Linked DNA regions of Mus musculus: region 2 is linked to region 1. Evidence: chromatin loops called from intact Hi-C (ENCODE). Cell type or tissue: heart. All regions are shown on one strand. Links, peaks and the distances in the headings refer to the core of each region. The heading gives the core; the rest is flanking DNA.

Evidence for each region. Hi-C counts contacts between places; a loop is a spot of excess contacts. Peaks named below come from ENCODE experiments on the same cell type or tissue, not always from the same donor. Only the 100,000 strongest peaks of a DNase experiment are listed, where the experiment ranks them.
Region 2: it touches region 1 in a loop (4-fold over the local background); 2 of 42 quality-filtered maps call a loop at or near these places.

Annotation. Positions count from the first base shown.
Region 1 is chr5:91,460,877-91,469,769 of GRCm38, reverse strand. No RefSeq gene overlaps it. Among named protein-coding and RNA genes, the nearest start is that of Gm42110, 15 kb to the right of the region's middle. In heart, for the core only: a CTCF peak has its summit at 4,470 (motif pointing left); no DNase peak of the experiment used is centred there.
Region 2 is chr5:92,235,572-92,244,464 of GRCm38, reverse strand. It overlaps Ppef2 (protein phosphatase, EF hand calcium-binding domain 2), which reads left to right. Exons shown (of 17, transcript NM_011148.4): 11 at 5,322-5,720; 12 at 8,548-8,733. Among named protein-coding and RNA genes, the nearest start is that of Ppef2, 16 kb to the left of the region's middle. In heart, for the core only: a CTCF peak has its summit at 4,713 (motif pointing right); no DNase peak of the experiment used is centred there; H3K4me3 peaks cover 409 bases; H3K27ac peaks cover 598 bases; H3K27me3 peaks cover 802 bases.

The DNA.
Region 1 (8,893 bases), core at 408-8,407:
GAGAAGTCAGGTATAATTCTGATAGGTCTGCTTTTGTATGTTACTCAGCCCCCTTTCCTTGCAGCTTTTAATATTCTTTTTCTCTTCTGTACATTTAGTGTTTTGATCATTATGTGGTAGGAGGATTTTGTTTTCTGACCCAATCTATTTGGCTTTCTATAGGTTTCTTGTATGTTTATAGCCATCCCCTTTTTAGGTTAGGGAAGTTTTATTCTGATTTTGTTGATGATATTTCTGACCCTTTGAACTGGAAATCTTCACCCTCTTCTATTCCTAGTATTCCTATGTTTGGTATTTTCATTGTGTCCCAATTTTTTCTGGATATTTTGAGTTAGAAACTTTTTACATTTGATGGTTTTTTTTTTTTTTTTTGGCCAGTTAATCAATTTCTTTTATAGTGTCCTCCATGCCTGAGATTCTCTCTTCCATCTTTTTCTTGTATTATGTTGGCGATGCTTGTGTCGGTATATCCTGTTCTCTTTCCTAGTTTTTCCATCTCCAGGGTTGCCTCCATTTGTGCTTTCTTTATTGCTTTTATTTCCACAGATGGTGCTGTGTGCTCTGGGTTAGAGCAGGTCTCCTGGGAGGCAGAATGAGCTGTGAAGTGGAGGTGGGTGGTGATGAGATGATCATTAGTGCAGATGGAGATATGAACCAGAATGTATATATGTTATACATTATACACACATATACATTCTCTCTATACATATATTACACATAACTGCATTATATTATATATAATATATCAAATTTACCTATATGCTTTTCATACCTGGTTCAGCCACTCTAACCAACCCTCAGTGATCCTATTGTTGCACTTGTTTTGTTCACTCCCAGCCTTGGATGGTGCAACCAACACTTGGTGTCCTCTCTCGTATGTTATCCAGTCCTGAAGAGCTTCAGGGGAAAATCATAAACATTCCTATTTGGAATCAGGTAAAGTAAATCTTCATATCATTAAACAATGCCTGTGCACATCTTTGATCTGCATCTTCACAACTTACCACTATAATTCTAAACTTCTGTGGCTTTTCTCATATCATCACTGTTCACTAGATGAATTGTAAAGGCAAAAATGAAGGTGTGTGCATCTTTGTGTTCACAGTACCTACAAAGACTGGCAAGACATTGCAGAAATGTATAAATGGTAGTGGAGTAAAAAGAAAAATGGGTTTTAATGTAAAACACGTGTTTCAGCTGTTGGTATCTCCATTTATCAGTGTCATTTGGAGCAAGTGCATTAAAGATTTTGACTCCCAATTATATTCTAATACATCCAAGCTCTTAATTTGTTCTAATGTATGTGTTAACCAGAGAATTCAATTGCCTCAATCATTATGAGCCTCAAGAGGCACAATGCATTTGAACAACATTTCAAATGCTGAATGGTATTATGGAAGTGATCAATAATTAGCTATTATTTTCCCTAGGCCCACGACCTATCTCATTTCAGGTTCTTGGTCTCTTTAGCAGAATCTGACAGACTTCCATTTCGTGGAGTGGGTATTAAATTCAACCAGAAAGCAGTTGGTTACATCTATAAGATTTGTGCCGTGTTTGCATCAATATATCTTGCAGGCAGGCTGATCACTGTTAGAGGACATGAGATTTGTAGCTGGGTAATATTAATGCTTATCTTCCTCCTCTAGTAGCATGCAGAGAAGCTTACAACACCATAATGGATATTAGTCAGTAGGGGTGAAGCTTCTGTGAATACATATGAACTCACAAAGACTGTGGCAGCACGCACAAGCCAGATGGGGTCCAGGCACTGACAGGAGGAGTAGACACAGACTCTGACCCATAACCAAGAAGCTATTTACAGTTAATTCCTGATGGCAAAGGGAAAATCACTTTTCTCCAATGGAGTGTCACTGGGTGTATCAACCTCACTCTAGGTCAGGCTCTGGGCCCAGCAGTAGTTGTCCAATCCAAAGTGAACTGCACGGGGTTTTGTTTTTGTGTGTTTGTTCTATAAGCTTTTTGTTGTGTTTGTTTGTTTTGTTGTTGTGGTGGTGTGTCTGTATAAGAGAGGAAGAGGAAGAGGAAGAGGGAGAAGGAGAGGGAGAGGGAGAGGGAGAGGGAGAGGGAGAGGGAGAGGGAGAGGGAGATATGAATTTGTGTGAATAGGGAGATAAATAGGAACTGTGAGACATCGTGAGAGGGGAAATGTGGCCAAAATATATCATAAAAAAATTCAAATATATTTTAAAAATAAAAATAAATCTTAGCAAATGCTGATAAACATAAGAGCAATGACAGGTAGCTTTTCGGAGTAAAGACCCACTCTTTCTCTCTTTCATTACCTTGTTAGCATTTTTCCTGAACAAATATGCATATTTGATCAGTTATCTTTTTTTTCCCCTAACAGAACAAGAATAGATTAAAGGAGGCTAGGAAGACTCTCGAGAGTTAATTTATTTCCCTCTGTGGAAAAGTGCAGTTATTTCTGTCTCCTTATGTCACTGAGTAAATGCACCTCAGCGAACACAATGCAGGACAACTTTCATACTGAACACAACAGAATGTTGGTGTTGTTGTTTAAGGGTGTCATTATGTAGACAGTGCTGGCCTCAGAATTAGAAATCTGCTTGCCTCTGCTTCTGATGAAGTGCTGCGACTGCAGATGTGCGCCATCATGCCCAGGGACAGTTTGACTTTTATGCCTTTCAGTGTCTTCTATTTTTTTGGTTTGGGGACCACAATGGATTTGTGGCATCTGAGTCACAGCCTTGTACTAGTGAAAGACTTTGTCCCTGAATATTTATTTTATGTTCATTTTTATTTGCCTACCAGGCTGGTATTCCTGCATTCCACTCTTTCCTACAACTAAAGGCAGAAAACATTCATTCTCGAGTAAATAATTTTTTAGTAAGCTGGCAAAGTAGGTGTATTTACCAGTGCTCTATTCATGTCCACTCCTCCCAGAGCTGCTGTATTTCCCTCAGTCTGCCCCTCACACACTCTCCTCCACAAAGTGCTCTGAGTCCTCTCTGCTCTCATTACCAAAGCCTTTATCCAGCTTCTGAAAGAGCAAACGAATCCTGTTCCCTAACAATTTACATGTTGAAGCTTTATATCCCAGTACCTCAGAACATGACTGACTTTGGGGACAGAGTTCTTAAAGTGATGATGGAATTCAAACAAGTCTGTCAGAATGAACCCTAATTCAACTTAATGTCCTTAGAAGAGGGAGCTGGACACTTGTGATATAACTGCACAGGCAGAGGCCATGTGAATGCATGGCAGAGAAGGCAGATGGTCACTTACAGACCAGGAAGAGAGGTCTCTGGGCAACCCAAATCTATGAACACCTGACCTTAGACTTCCATCCTCTGGAGCTATATGAAAATAGTCTTTTATGATTTAGGCCATTCAGGTTATAAGGTTCTGTTAAATCATCCTGGTAAACAAATTTTGTCATGAAATTCCCAGCATCTTGTGTGATTCGGGTCTAGGAAAGAGGTAGAGAGCAAAGGTCAGAGAATGAAATAGTACACAGTCAAGAAAAGAAAGAGGGAAATTGGGGAAAAGTTTGAAGTAGATGTCAGTTCAGTTACTAAAGTAGATGTAGACTTTAGTTACTAAAATCTGGGCATCCAGAAGTGATTTAAAGAAATCTTCTCACCAGCTGCTTTCCTTAAGTGCTTGTAGAACCATGGTGTGGAAATCTTTTGATATTTTCTTATGTTCTTGGCTCTTACATTCTGATTCCACTGAGTTCATCATGCTCATTCCTGCTCTGAGAGTCAATCAATATGCTCGTCATCAAGGCTGCATTCCCCATCCTCACCCCCAGCTCCAGAGATTCTGCTGACTTAATCATTATTACTGCGTCAGGAATGCAAAGATGCAGTACGTGCGGGTGTATCTCTCTCTCTCTGTCTCTCTCTGTTCCTCTCTCTGTCCCTCTCTCTGTCTCTCTCTCTGTCTCTCTCTGTCTCTGTCTCTCTGTCTCTGTCTCTCTCTCTTGCTGTTTCCCTAAAAGTGTCACCTAAAAATGTCCTTGGATGTCTTAGTTTACATCTATAATTCTTGGTTGGTTCTGAAGGATGTACTGAACTTTAGAGTTGGACCTTCACAGAATAAGAACCTCCTTATAATATTCTTGCCAAGATGAAGTTTCAAGCTATCAGAGACTTTCATGAGAGCCCATTCAGCATTTCAGCGGACTTGGTTTTCATTTCGTTGCCTTAGTTGTGTCTCATGATCATTTATAAACTTGAGAACCTGCAGAGGGTAACTATGAATCAACCTACCTACCTGCTTGCTGCCTGCCTGTCTGCTTGCCTGCCTGTCTGTCTGTCTGTAATCATCTATTTCTTTATTTTGAATTTTTAATAAGGCCCCAATCCCCTATTAACCTGGGGAAAAAACAGGATGTGGAGGTCTTTAAGCCTTAGAGAACCTCCCTTCTTAGGTGTAGTTCAGCTTGTTCTGTTTTAGACTGACACCTGGTGGTCACACAGGATCAGCCACTGCCTGGACAGTGAAGAATTTTATCCCAGGGAAGAGTGGGCCACATTGTATGTTGCTCTTGCCAGCAAATACTCCAAAGCATGGGTATTTATTTTTCATTTTCTGTTGTTATATAAATCAAAGTGCCTGCTGGGATTTTACTATACTTCTCGAAAGATTTAAAAATAGGATATTTTGACTGAGCACTTCGGCTTTTCTAAATGTGTCTCAAGGAAACATGCAGACAGATTTATGTATAAGCATGTTTCTCAGTGTTATTTATACCCACGAATTTGGAACACCCCACATGTTTAAAAATACAGATTCTTAAAGTCGATGTTCCAGAACACTCTGCTTTTAAAACATGCATAATGACACAGAGAGATGTTTATAATCCACATGAAGTGTATACAGCTAATGCAAAAGCAAGTGACTCCACAGTTTTACTGTAGGGTTTCTGTATATTCCCCTCTTTTCAGGGCATATATCTAACAGTTTTTGAAAGCAAATCAAAGGAACCCAAAATGGTAAATATTTTATGTGCATCATTAACTGCATGGGAGAGTTCAGTCACATTTTCTTTTGAAAGTTATGAGTCCATTGCAACCTTTCCCCTGAAACTGGCGCATAGACATACCAATATAGTCTATTGGTGCAAAAGGTCACGAACAATGGCTTTGCTGTTCTGAGGCAGGAATAATCTGGGAAGCTCACACACACAGCTGCTTCTTTAGGCAGCTAATGGGTCTCGTGGCTGCATCAAAGCATGCTATTTCTTACGTGGCCCCAAAGATTCATTAATTTCTCCAATTAATTTGAGTTAGGCTTTTCTTCCATGCGTTGGTTAGGATGAGGAGGGAGGTGTGAACTGAATCACTGTGCATAAGGTTCAGTAAGCAGAACTGTATTTTAGCATTGAAGACCCCCCATCTCTTCCAGTACTTCTGGGACATAGATCTGACCATTTCAAACAATGCAAATGTATAAATAGATCACCTCACCTGCTTCACTGGTCCTTTAGCCTCAAAAAAGAAAGGTGAATTCAGCTCACAGTTTTTTGTTTGTTTGTTTTGTTTTTGTTTTTGTTTTGTTTTTGTTTTCTGAAGACCTGGAAGCAGCTGCCTAGGGTACCCAGAGCAGCCTGGTGGCTGGCCACACCTACCTGGAAGGGGCCGCATAATGCTTTGCAGCTCTCACATTGATTTGCTTAATACTCTCAGGCATGATTCTTACAGAATGCTTATTCTGTTTTAACATGTCAACCCTATGAACACCAGGCGGCTACTCCAAGAGGAAGATCAGTCCCTGCTAGCCCAATCCGCAGGTTGAGCTTGTCCCAGTGAAATGATACTGGCTTTTTCATTTAGTCAGTTGGTCAGCAAAACAGTGGCAACTATTGCAGAGAAGTTCCTGGTTCCCCATGCACAGGCATTGCATAGGGACTGGTAAACAGAGGTTTCCAGCTCTGGGTGGAAACACATTGTCCAAGCTTGGCATTGAATAACTTCTGCTGAATTCAGAGCAGCAGCAGCCTCCACATGACTATTTTCCATCTTCAAAGTCGTAAAAATATCTAAGTGGTGAACGTTAGCCAACATGAAAAGATAGGGATCCATCCTATAATCAGTTTCCAAATGCTGACACCATTGCATACACTAGCAAGATTTTGCTGAAAGGACCCAGATATAGCTGTCTCTTGTGAGACTATGTCGGGGCCTAGCAAACACAGAAGTGGATGATCACAGTCAGCTATTGGATGGATCACACGGCCCCCAATGGAGGAGCTAGAGAAATTACCCAAGGAGCTAAAGGGAACTGCAACCCTATAGGTGGAACAACATTATGAACTAACCAGTATCCTGGAGCTCTTGACTCTAGCTGCATATGTATCAAAAGATGGCCTAGTCGGCCATCACTGCAAAGAGAGGCCCATTGGACTTGCAAACTTTATATGCCCCAGTACAGGGGAACCCCAGGGCCAAAAAGGGGGAGTGGGTGGGTAAGGGGTTGGGGGGGTGGGTATGAGGGACTTTTGGGATAGCATTGAAAATGTAAACGAGGAAAATAACTAATTAAAAAAAAAAAGAAAAGATAAATGGGCCTGATCATGTACTATCTATCAAGACTTATAAAGTGAAATTTAACAATAGAATACTATGTGTGCTAAAACTTTTTATCTATAGAGTGTTTTCTTGTTTTGTTTCCCTCAATTTCAACTAAAATCACCACAGTGTCCAGCCATAGCTGTGACAATGTAGCTTAGGACAGTGACAGGCTTTCTTACCGTTAGGGATTTTAGCAGACTCTTTAGTTTGTATTTACATTTGTTTCCTGTTATTTTTCTCCCTCTCATGAAGATCCCTGAGAGTCCTCATCTGTCAGGACCCCTCCAGTGTATCCTCTGGTTGTAGTCATAACTACAGCCAGACTTCAGCCCTCATTAACTACTACACCCCAAGGATGGAAAGTTCTGGTTGGATCAAAATTAACAGCTGGCTGGAGAACCCTGATGAAGTTTGATTCTTAGTGATCTATTTTATTTGCATTTTATAATATTTGCTTTTAGCTAATGTACTATCCCAGACATTTAAAGGAACAAACATTAATGTTGCAAAGTATTGCTTTAATCTAGCCTTTCTCAGCTTGTGTAAACCACTTAAGATTCTCATGCTCTTTGAGATGTTATAAATTGCTGAGGTGGGTAGAAACAGAGGGTCCTAGGAACATGTTTTTCCTAAAATGTATTTACAATATATAAATAAAGAAGACATTGATTTTTGTTGTTATTTTGAGATAGTGTGTTTTAAAAAGAAAAAGTGTTTCAAAAGTTCTAAAACAGTTACATGAAGGGACCTTAGGCAAGGGCGAGTGCTCTGACACAGAGTAGGAGGACTACAAATGCATCTTTAGGTCAATGCAGGCAATCCCTTTGTGATGCTTGCCTGTGCTGCCCAGTATGTATTAGCAATTTCCCCACATACTCATGCTACATAATTATGTATACATCAATAAGTTCCTTATTGATTTATGCATGAGAGAAAAGAGTTAAATAAAGACATTTTCAATTGATTTAAATTGGCAAATTGGCCTTTGAAAAATGTGAATAATTGTACCCACTGGTTTGTTAAAAGTTAACAAGTCTGATGGGGCTGGAGAGATGGCTGAGTGCTCAAGAGTACTGCTGCTCTTGTAGAGGATAGGGGCTCAACACCTATATATATGGTGGAAAGCTACAGGGAACCCGACACCCTTTTCAGACCTCTGTGGACAGTAGATATGCTCATGCGTGTAGGCAAAGTACACATAGCATAAGATAAAATAAAAAAATGAATCTAATAAATTGTACTAAAATGTTTGCTTTTCATGACAACACAACGATCCATTTCAACAGCCCAGTGTGGAACCTACTAAATCCTGGCAAGTGTCACTTTGTGCCCTTATCTTCAATGTACACATGCGCACAGAAGGACAGTTTCAGAGGATGTTGTAATGGAAATAAAGGAGACTCGTGACTGGGTATGATGGATGCTTTGACATGAAAACAGCGTTTCCATCACTAACTTTAAAATGCAATTATTAAAAATGGAGGAACAGAAGTATAAATTATTCTTTATATTTGCTCTATTTTACCTTTGACCTTTTCTTGTGGGGCTGTAGGTTGTACCTGTTCAGGACAGTCCTGGTTTGATTCCTAATAAACCCATGGAGGGGCAAGGGCCAGATGAAGGGCTGGAGCCTTCAGATGCTAATGTGCAGTGTTTTGTTTATGTTATCAGGAGTGGTGTTGGAGGCTGAGAATCAGCCAGAGTTTTTAAGAGTAAGGTGAATGGAGTGTAGAAAACCCAAACTCAATACTCAAACATGAGAGTACTCTTAAAAACTGAACAACACAAGAGACCCTGAAGGATTTTCTTGCAATGAGACCAAGGCTAGAGATAAAAAGCACCTTGAATCTAGGGATTGGCACATGAGCTTGGGATCATTTAAACAGTTGCGATACAGATGCAGTAGGCAATGGTACTCTTAGATCCAAATCTCTTCTCTTCGCTATAGTAAATCAACCTTTCTTCCTGTTCCCACCATGGAAAGTTCACTCATTTTAACGGTGTTCACCATCTCATGCATCAACTGTGAAGAATGAATGAATACAGAGCCAGAAATACTTCAGCTTAGCATCCATTGCAGGTTGGTGCTCCATAAATATTACCAGGTACTAGCAAGCCGAGGGAGATACTAGACTGAATAATGCCAGATGAAGGTAGAGTAATGCAGTACTTAGCAAGAAGCTGTAGAATTGGATACACTTGGGAGAGTTATTGGCTCTTTCTTTTCACTACTAAAATTGCTTTTCTGTGGAAGACAACATGACAGGTTTATCAAGTGCTGAGCACTTCGCTGCCTGTGGCAGGTTAAGGCTAGACCACCTTGGCTTTTC
Region 2 (8,893 bases), core at 583-8,582, 770 kb before region 1:
GTGCTGTAATCCATTAGCAATGTCTGCCATGGACACACAAGAGGAGGGTGGCAGCTAGTGCTGTGTTTTTGCCATCCTTGATCTAGATATACATTAAAGGATTTATTAATGTATATGTAAGTACACTATGCCTGTCTTCAGACACTCCAGAAAAGGGTGTCAGATCTCATGACCAGTGGTTGTGAGCTACTAAGTGGTTGCTGGGATTTGAACTCAGGACCTTTGTAAGAGCAGTCAGTGTTCTTAACTGTTGAGCCATCTCTACAGCCCCAATCTAGATAATTCCAATCACTGCCCTTTAGCACCATTTCCCAAAGAGCCCCTACTTCCCAAATGATTCACATCAAATCATCGTTATCTAAGTTCAACCCATGTGTGTTCAGCAACTGGCCAGCAAGAACGACGCTGCAACAGGATCCTTCTGCACATGTTTATTGGGAGAGCTTGATTGCAGAGGCGAAGAGACCCGTAGCCCAGAACTGGTGCTGCTTATATAGGCCTAAGAGAGGCGTGTCTCACACCTGGATTGGTTATGCACTAAGCCTAATTTGCATGTTCCTCATCTGATTGGCTACTCTCTCTCTCTCTCTGTACCTCACAGAGCCTCATTATCATACTCATTTGCATGTCTCACATCTGATTGGTTATACTCTCAAAGCCTCATTATTATGCCCGGGCCAGGCAGTGTCTTTGCAAAAAACTTTACTGCATATGTACACACTGGTTGTTTGTCCAAACTTATATATGGTGGCCAGCAGTAGTCAGCACCACTCTGCAACGGCACATGGTTTTAGAATAAGGACTGGCTTCCCACAGAGGGTGCTCTCTTGCCACATGCAAAGTTGATACTAAGGAGATATGGAAAGGACCCAGAGACTGTGTCTGTCCTTCAGGTATCTATAACAGTGCTGTGTGCTGGTAGAGGGATGGAGAGACAGAGAATGGAGTATAGGTGATGAACAGTAACTTTCTACTGTCCATTCGACTTTAGAAATAGAGACCTGGAAAACCAAGGCTTCGCATTCTTTTTATATTAGACTCTTGACTTTTTATGGTAGCCCATGCATCCCCTCTCCAACTGCCCCTTGTGGCCACCTCTGTTAAATCGAAGAGGTTTTGGCTCTTTCCTGAAGCTTCAACATCACGGAACTTATTACTGCAAACCAAGCAGCCCCAGCTCTGAGTGAATTCAATGGCTATGAACATACACAACAGCACATGGTTTTAGAATAAGGACTGGCTTTGAGGCTTGCAGTTGTCAGTTATCAGGTGACATGGCAACTTAGTGTTGTGACATTGTTTAGGGAATCACCTAGGCTGTCCCCTCCAAGCCTGGATCTGTATTGCCAAGAAAAGGAGCTGTTGTGCCCAGGTTCTGCACACTAGGGAGAAAGAGGAAGGCAAGTGTTCTTGCTCCTTCCAAACAATCCAGAACTCACCGAGTGTCCACTTTCACCTGCCTCATCAGACTGCGAATACGTTTAAAGGGGTGCTGGAAATGGGGTGTATGTGGTTGGCCAACCTGTGAGAAAGAATTGGAAGACAGATCTGGGGGGAATGATAGTGTTTGCCACAGACATATTCATGTTGGAAAGTGTTTCCTGGGTTGACAAAGCCTGGCCTGAGAAGTGAGACGGAAAGGGATAAAAATCCTGGTTCCGTTGCTTAGAGTTTGTGACCTTGGACAACCTAACTTAGTATGACCTTAGACATCACTTGTACAATGGGGATATGAATAAACTCTATTATTGGCATTGTGGAGATTAAATGTAAATATGTCAAATGTGTCACACATGGCTTATGAAACCATGCTCACATTTGGCTGAGGTGACATGAGATTCAAATGGCTGTGTTTAATGCCTACGCCTTCCTTGAGTGAATGGATCTCTAGAGCAACATCTTAAGAACTTGGAATTCTCTGCCGCCATGCTCATGATCCAAGATGGCTGCTTGAGTTCCAGTCGTGGCCACATTTTAGCCAATTAAAAAGGACAGAAGAAAGTTACATTCTTTTCTTTTATGGACAGCGGGTGGCACTCAATGTTTCTCTTCCTACCTACTTGACAAGAATTTATTCAAATGGCTATACTTACCTGAAAGGAAAGTTTGCAAATACAGTCTCTATCCCAGGTATCCCAGGGTGTATGCCCATTACTAAGGGGGGGAGAGAGAGAGAGAGAGAGAGAGAGAGAGAGAGAGAGAGAGGGGTTAGGGTGGCCACCCCGATTTAGCTTACAATGTTGGCTTCTGTGTGCACTCTTCCCCAACACACAGAACCAAGTTCACGGCACAGGGCTGTATATATGGGGCTCATTCAGGACTTACCTTGCCTCAGAGTCCAAGATTTCTGTACTCAGGTCCTGCCAATCAGGGTAGGGTGTGGCTTCATGTGATTCGGTGGCCAGGGACAAGTTACACATCCCTGTATACCCAAACTCAATGTTCTAAAGAGGGAAAGGGTAAGGTTTTTGGCAGATGTTGGCGAGAGCTCTGTTCATTCCCTGGCTCACTCTCTGCTTCTGGACATCTCAGCCTGTCACGTGTGTTATTTGTAATATATATATACATACATACATATACATATACATCATATACATACATATACATACATACATACATATACATCATATATATATATATATAATGTAGGGATGGTCTAGAACTCACTGTGTAGTCAAGGCTGACCTCGAACTTGTGATCTTCGCCACTATGCCTCTGAAGTACTGGGATTACAAGTGCACAACACCATGCCCAGCTTCAGTCTTAAAGTCAGAGGTTTCCTTACGATATTTGCATCTGTACTTAGGGGCAGTTGATGTTTAACAGCCTTTATGGGGTGTGGGTGCCTGTGCAGGCCATGAGACATTGGATCCCCTGGAACTGGAATTACCGGTGGTTGTGAGCTGCCTGATGGGCGTGCTGGGAACCGAACTCTGGGCCTCTACAAGAGCAGCAAGTGCTGTTCATTCATAGCTGCTGTCGATTCAGCCTCCACATTTTTCTGTTTGTTTTGTTTTGTTTTGTTTTCCTGAAACAGGGTTTCTCTGTGTAGACTTGCCCGGAACTTATTCTGTAGTTCAGGCTAGCCTCAAAATCAGAGATCCACCTGCTTCTGCCTCCCCAGTGCTAGGATTAAAGGATGTGCCACTGACAGCCAGCTCACACTTAATTTTTAAAGTAAGTAGTTGGCCCTCTTCTCCTTTCTGCATCTTCTGCCCCCACCCCTACTTATAATCTTGAGAGCATAGGGCCCTAACACCTAAAGCCAGTTCGTGGTGCTTCCCTTGTTAAATCTGCGTGTTGCCTGGCACTTGATTTTTTTAAGCTCGATGTTTCACAAACTTTGAGCTCAAACCTTCTGTTCAGCAGTGTTTCCATCTGGAGGTAGAGACAGCAAGCTACAGGAGAGCCAATTATCTCATCGGGAGACCCGTGTGTCGTTGTGAAAACATAGAAGGGGGGTGGACTTTGAAAAGAGCAGAAGGAACGGTTTCTTTTCATGGCTTAGGATGAGCTAACGTCCTAACATTTGGTTGGCAAAGCTCTGTGGTGGCACTGGCACGGCAGTTCGGAGCAGTTCGGACAACCTGGGGAGCCCTAGGGAAGAGTGCAAAGAAAGAGATGGGGCTCCAGTCAGACTCACTGGATCCAGTGCTGGGAGAGTCTTGGTATCGCTGTGCCTCGGATTCCTTGGCTGTCTGTAAATGATGAAGCTCTCTCTCACTAGGAGCTGGTGAGAAAGTAGGTTGACTTACAGAAATTTTGCACCGTGGCACCTCACCAGAAAGGCTCAATACACCAGCATCCGAAGTCTCTTTAAGAATCAAAGTTAGAGGGCTGGTGAGATGACTCAGTGGGTAAGAGCACCCGACTGTTCTTCCGAAGGTCCAGAGTTCAAATCCCAGCAACCACATGGTGGCTCACAACCATCTGTAATGAGATCTGACTCCCTCTTCTGGAGTGTCTGAAGACAGCTACAGTGTACTTACATATAACAAATAAATAAATCTTAAAAAAAAAAAACAACAACAGCCTTGTTAAAAAAAAAAAAAAAGAATCAAAGTTAGAGACTCAGAGCTAGGACTTGATGACGGAATCTTTAGAGTTTCCTGAGAGGTGATAGGGGTGTCACTGGTGACTGGCTTTTGCTGTCTTTAGTGAGGAGGGACTGAGTAGGAACCAGGTGGTCGCAGTTTCTCTCTTCCAACTGCTAGGAAATGATAGCCTCACTGTCCCTACACGGAGTGTCTCTTTCCAAGACATATTCATCCCGTGGGCCCTCTCCAGGACCTTTCTTTGTTCTTGTCCTAGGCCAGCCCACCCAGGGGTGGCTCTTCTTTGTACCTCACAGTTTCTGGATCTATTTGCGGGATGGGGAGGGAGCATTCTGTGCGCATGCCTAGCCTTGCAAAGATGGCCTTCTCAGCTTTGCCTGTAGCCCAAGCACGGCTACTGTCTTTGGGTTCATTGCCACGCAGTTCCGTGCCGGATTGCTGTCTTTCCCGAGAACAGAATGTTTTGTATTTATTTTTCAACTCGGTTCCAACGCCACGATGAGACGGTGGGGCTCCAGCTGAAAGGGTTCCCGCTTCCTCTCCCCTGTCCCTCTGCAACAAGGTAGGGTCACGGGTCAAGCATTTCCGGTTACCTGACTGCTTTTCCCTATTCTACACTACCGGTCTAGCAATCCATGCAATCCAAGACTTACAGCAGATGGCGCCAAACCCCGCGTAGAATAGATGTTTTGTTTTTCTCTGGGTACCCTGTCAGAACCATGATCTGCCCGTCCATGTTTCATGCCCAGGTTCCGACTCTACATCACTACCGTTCCATTTGTGGGTATATTTTTTTAAGCAGAAGGGTCCTTAAAAACGGCATGGTAATGCTGTGTATGTCCATCAGAAAACCTAGGTTATGTGACTGATCTGAAGGCCGTGTATACAGCGTGGATGCGCTGCACACAGGAGTGACCCACATAGCACTCAATTTTCCGTTGGTGATACAAAATGTTACTATGTGTCTTGCAAAAATATGTTAAATGTGAGTAATTTAAACATGAAATATCAGCCTGCCAATTGCGTGTTTGAATGTGGTGGCTAGGTGGAATTGCTGTGCAAAGTTATAAGGGTTGCCATCAAGCTTGTCATAGCCCCGGAAAACTGCACAGAGCAGAGGTTTAGGACTGACCTGGATCCCAGAACAGTAGTCTGAAAGGACTTACCATTTCATTTTTGTAAGTCTTTGCGTGGTGCGTGCCTGCGTGTGTGTCCGTCTGTTTGCTTGTTTATTTATTTATTTATGTATTTATTTGACACATTTAGATTGTTTCTACCATGAGGTGCAAAACAAGAAAGGAAAGTGAGAATCGAGAGGAGCAGAAGAGAAAAGATAACCAGACAAGCTCTGGACAGAAACCTACTCCGTGGTTTCTTCCTCAAAGCCGCTCTCTGCCCTCTTCGCCTTTTCACCTGGGCTCTGGCTTTAAGGCCTACAAAGCCGGCAGGTCCTGCAGCATCCCCTGTGGCTCCCCTAACAGCAAGGAGCTATCCCGGCGGGGGCAGGTGCGGCGCTCAGTGGACCTGGAACTGGAACAGTGCCGGCAGCAAGCCGGCTTCCTGGGGATCAGAGAGAAGGGGGAGTCCTTGCCTTTGGCCCCAGATGCTGACTGTGTTGCTGATGGGGGAGGGGTGCTGGAACCCACCCCCGAGGAGTGGAAGCAGGTGAGTGTGGCCAGGTGCTGCTTCTGAGAGTTTATCTGCTGTAGGGGGAGCGAAGAGATCAAAACTCCTGTATAAATGCAGGTGGTTTCCTGAGGCCCCACTTTCTATAAGGAATTAGAAAACCCCAGGACACTAACTTTTGTTTAGTAACTCATGTTGACGTTTTGTTATGAATGGGGAGAGGTTGCTAGGGACCGTTGCCCAAGAATACCTGTTTCAGGACTTGGCTTCAGCTGAGGATGCAAGTTAGGTGCCACTTAAAGGATACTTTCCCATGCAGCAAGCTGGCAGCTCCCGCACAAGGTCAGAACTAGTCAGTAGCTTCTGTCCTCTCTTTTCAGAAAAATAAGGGCTTCCCCAGATCTCTAAAACTATGTCCTTTACCACACCCAGCTGCTGTTTAGTTAGGGTTTCTATTACTGCGCTGCAGTACCATGACCAAAAATAACTTGGATGGAAAGGACTTATTTTGCTCACACTTCCACATCATAGTCTGTCACTGAGGAAATTCAGAGCAGGAACTCAAGCAGGGCAGGAACCTGGAGGCAGGATCTGATGGAGAGGCCATGGAGGGATGCTGCTCACTGATCTGCTCCTGATGGAATGATCAGACTGTTTCCTAATGTACCCTGAACTACCTGTCCAGGAAAGGTGTCAGTCCCTGTGGGATGGGTCCACCCTTAGGAATTGTTAGTCTAGACAACAGTCCAGACTTGCCTAGAGGCCAATCCTACTGATACATTTCCTGAACTGTGGTCCCCTCCTCTCTGAGAACTCTAGCTTGTGTCAAGTTGACATAAAAATACAGGCACACCTGGTAACCAGGTTGGAGACGATGTTGGTGGTTTTGGGGAAGTTATATAAAAATTTGATGGTGGAGTCATTTGTCATCTATAAAAATGGCGTTTCATAAGGTTCATCCAATAAAGAAAAGAGTTCAGGCTGTTTTAAGAGCTCAAGTGGGCAGAAGTAGCCACTGTCTGGACAAAGGAGGGCAAGAAGCACACATCACATTCTCCCAGAGTTATTGCTCTGGGCTCCAAGACCAACTTATACTTGAAGTTTAAAATGAAGTTTTGCAATCTGTGACCCACTAATGTGCAGATACTTATAAATCAAGTGCATTTTCCTTAAAAGTACATTAAGAGGGTATTCTGTATCATCATCCTAAACCCATAGTTCCTCATTGTGCCAGACACGCAACGTCGTTAACCTGAGTATGGACAAGAGGCTAGAACCCGAACTGCTGCCCCAGAACTCTCAGATCTTCTTCCTCTCAAGTTGGTTTTGTTCAGTGTTTTACCACAGCATAAAAAACAAACTAGAACAATAACATATAGTTATTATGTCTTCCACCATTACCAGGTCTTTGTAGAAGAATCAGGAAACTAAAAGCAATTAGGACATAGTTTATTTCTGTCTTTCTGTCTCTCTGTCTCTCTGTCTCTCTGTCTCTCTGTCTCTCTGTCTCTCTCTCTCTCTCTCTCCCTTCCTTCCTTCCTTCCTTCCTTTCTTTCTTTCTTTCTTTCTTTCTTTCTTTCTTTCTTTCTTTCTTTCTTTCTTTCTTTCTTTCTTTCTTTTCTCCCCCTTCCTTCCTTTCTTCCTTTCTTTCTTTCTTTCTTTCTTTCTTTCTTTCTTTCTTTCTTTCTTTCTTTCTTTCTTTCTTCTTTTGTAATCAAAAGTCTAGCTAGGAATCAGGGATTCCATCATACAGAAGAAAGATGGGAATAGCAATACAGAGAGAGCAAGCTGCATTCTCTGCTGTAGGATGTGGTGGGTGAAGGGAGGATGTCTCACTCTTGCATTCAAGGCCTTGAGCAGACTCCGTGGGGTGTGTCTAGCAAACAGAGAGGGCATCCTGACTCTTTTAATTGTGATTTAAACTTATAAAGCCATGGGGATATGAAGCAGAAATGTCTGCTATTTTCAGGATCTCTGCCTTCATTTTGGAGCCAGGGTGCAGGGGCCTGGGATACAGGCTCTGACTGAGGGTGTCAGCCCTGGGTACAGCTGTTGCCTGAGCAACACTACCTCTATTCCATGCTGCCCTTTCATGTAAAATTCACCAAGAGACCACATATGTGCTTGCCAGCCAATAGGCGCACACACTCACTTGTGAAATAGAACATTTGTAAGCTGCATGCCTCTGTTCCCCATCCTTGGGAAGCGGCGGCAGGAGGATCGATTGTTCAGAGTCATTCTCAGCCTGGGCTACACAAGACCCTGCCTCAAAACAAACAAGCAAGCAAGAAATCTGCAGCACTGGGAGTCTGAGGTAGGAGGGTCGCGGTGAGACCAAGGACAGCCTGGGTTGCTTAGAAAGACTCTGTCTCAAAACAAACAAACAAAAACTCAACCAAACAAAACTGCAACCAAACAAACAATAAAAGGATGTGGCAAATCTTTTAAAATTCAGCCTTAAGCACCCAAAATATAAACACAGTGGCTGGAGAGGTGACCCCGTGGCTAAGGGCATTGGTTGCTCTTTCATAGGATCCTGGGTTTGAGTCCCAGCACCTATATGCCTCTCACAATCATCTGTAATTCCAGTCCCATGAAACCCCACACCCCTCTGCGTGTACACGGCACACAAGCAGACATTCAGGCAAAACACCCATACACATTTAGAAATAACAACAAAGATAAACAAAGACTTCAAAATATAAACATGGGTCAAATATTGATTACGTAGGCATTTTTCACTTTGTCTTATTTTTCCTGTCTCTTCCTCCCTCCTCCACTTTCTCCTCCTCACCTGCTTCTTCCACCCACCCTCCTGGTGTTCTTGGGAATGGCGGAGTGGCTGTGAACCTCCTCTTCTTCCTAGGTTGTAGATATTCTGTGGAGTGATCCCGCGGCTCAGGAGGGCTGCAAGGCCAACGCTGTCCGAGGAGGAGGCTGTTACTTTGGGCCTGACGTGACAGAACGGTTGATGGAAAAATACAAGCTGCAACTCCTGATCCGTTCGCATGAGTGCAAACCCGAGGGCTATGAGTTCTGTCACAACCGCAAGGTGGGTTGAGCCGCTGCAGCTGTCTCTGTATCTGTGTCACAGGAGTGATTCCAAAAGGCTCCTGGGAGGTGCCTGGGGTTTGCTACCCACTTGCCTGAGGCAGCTGGGTACTTTATAAGTGTGGGAGTGCGTGTGTGCATGCGTGCCTGTGTGCATGTGT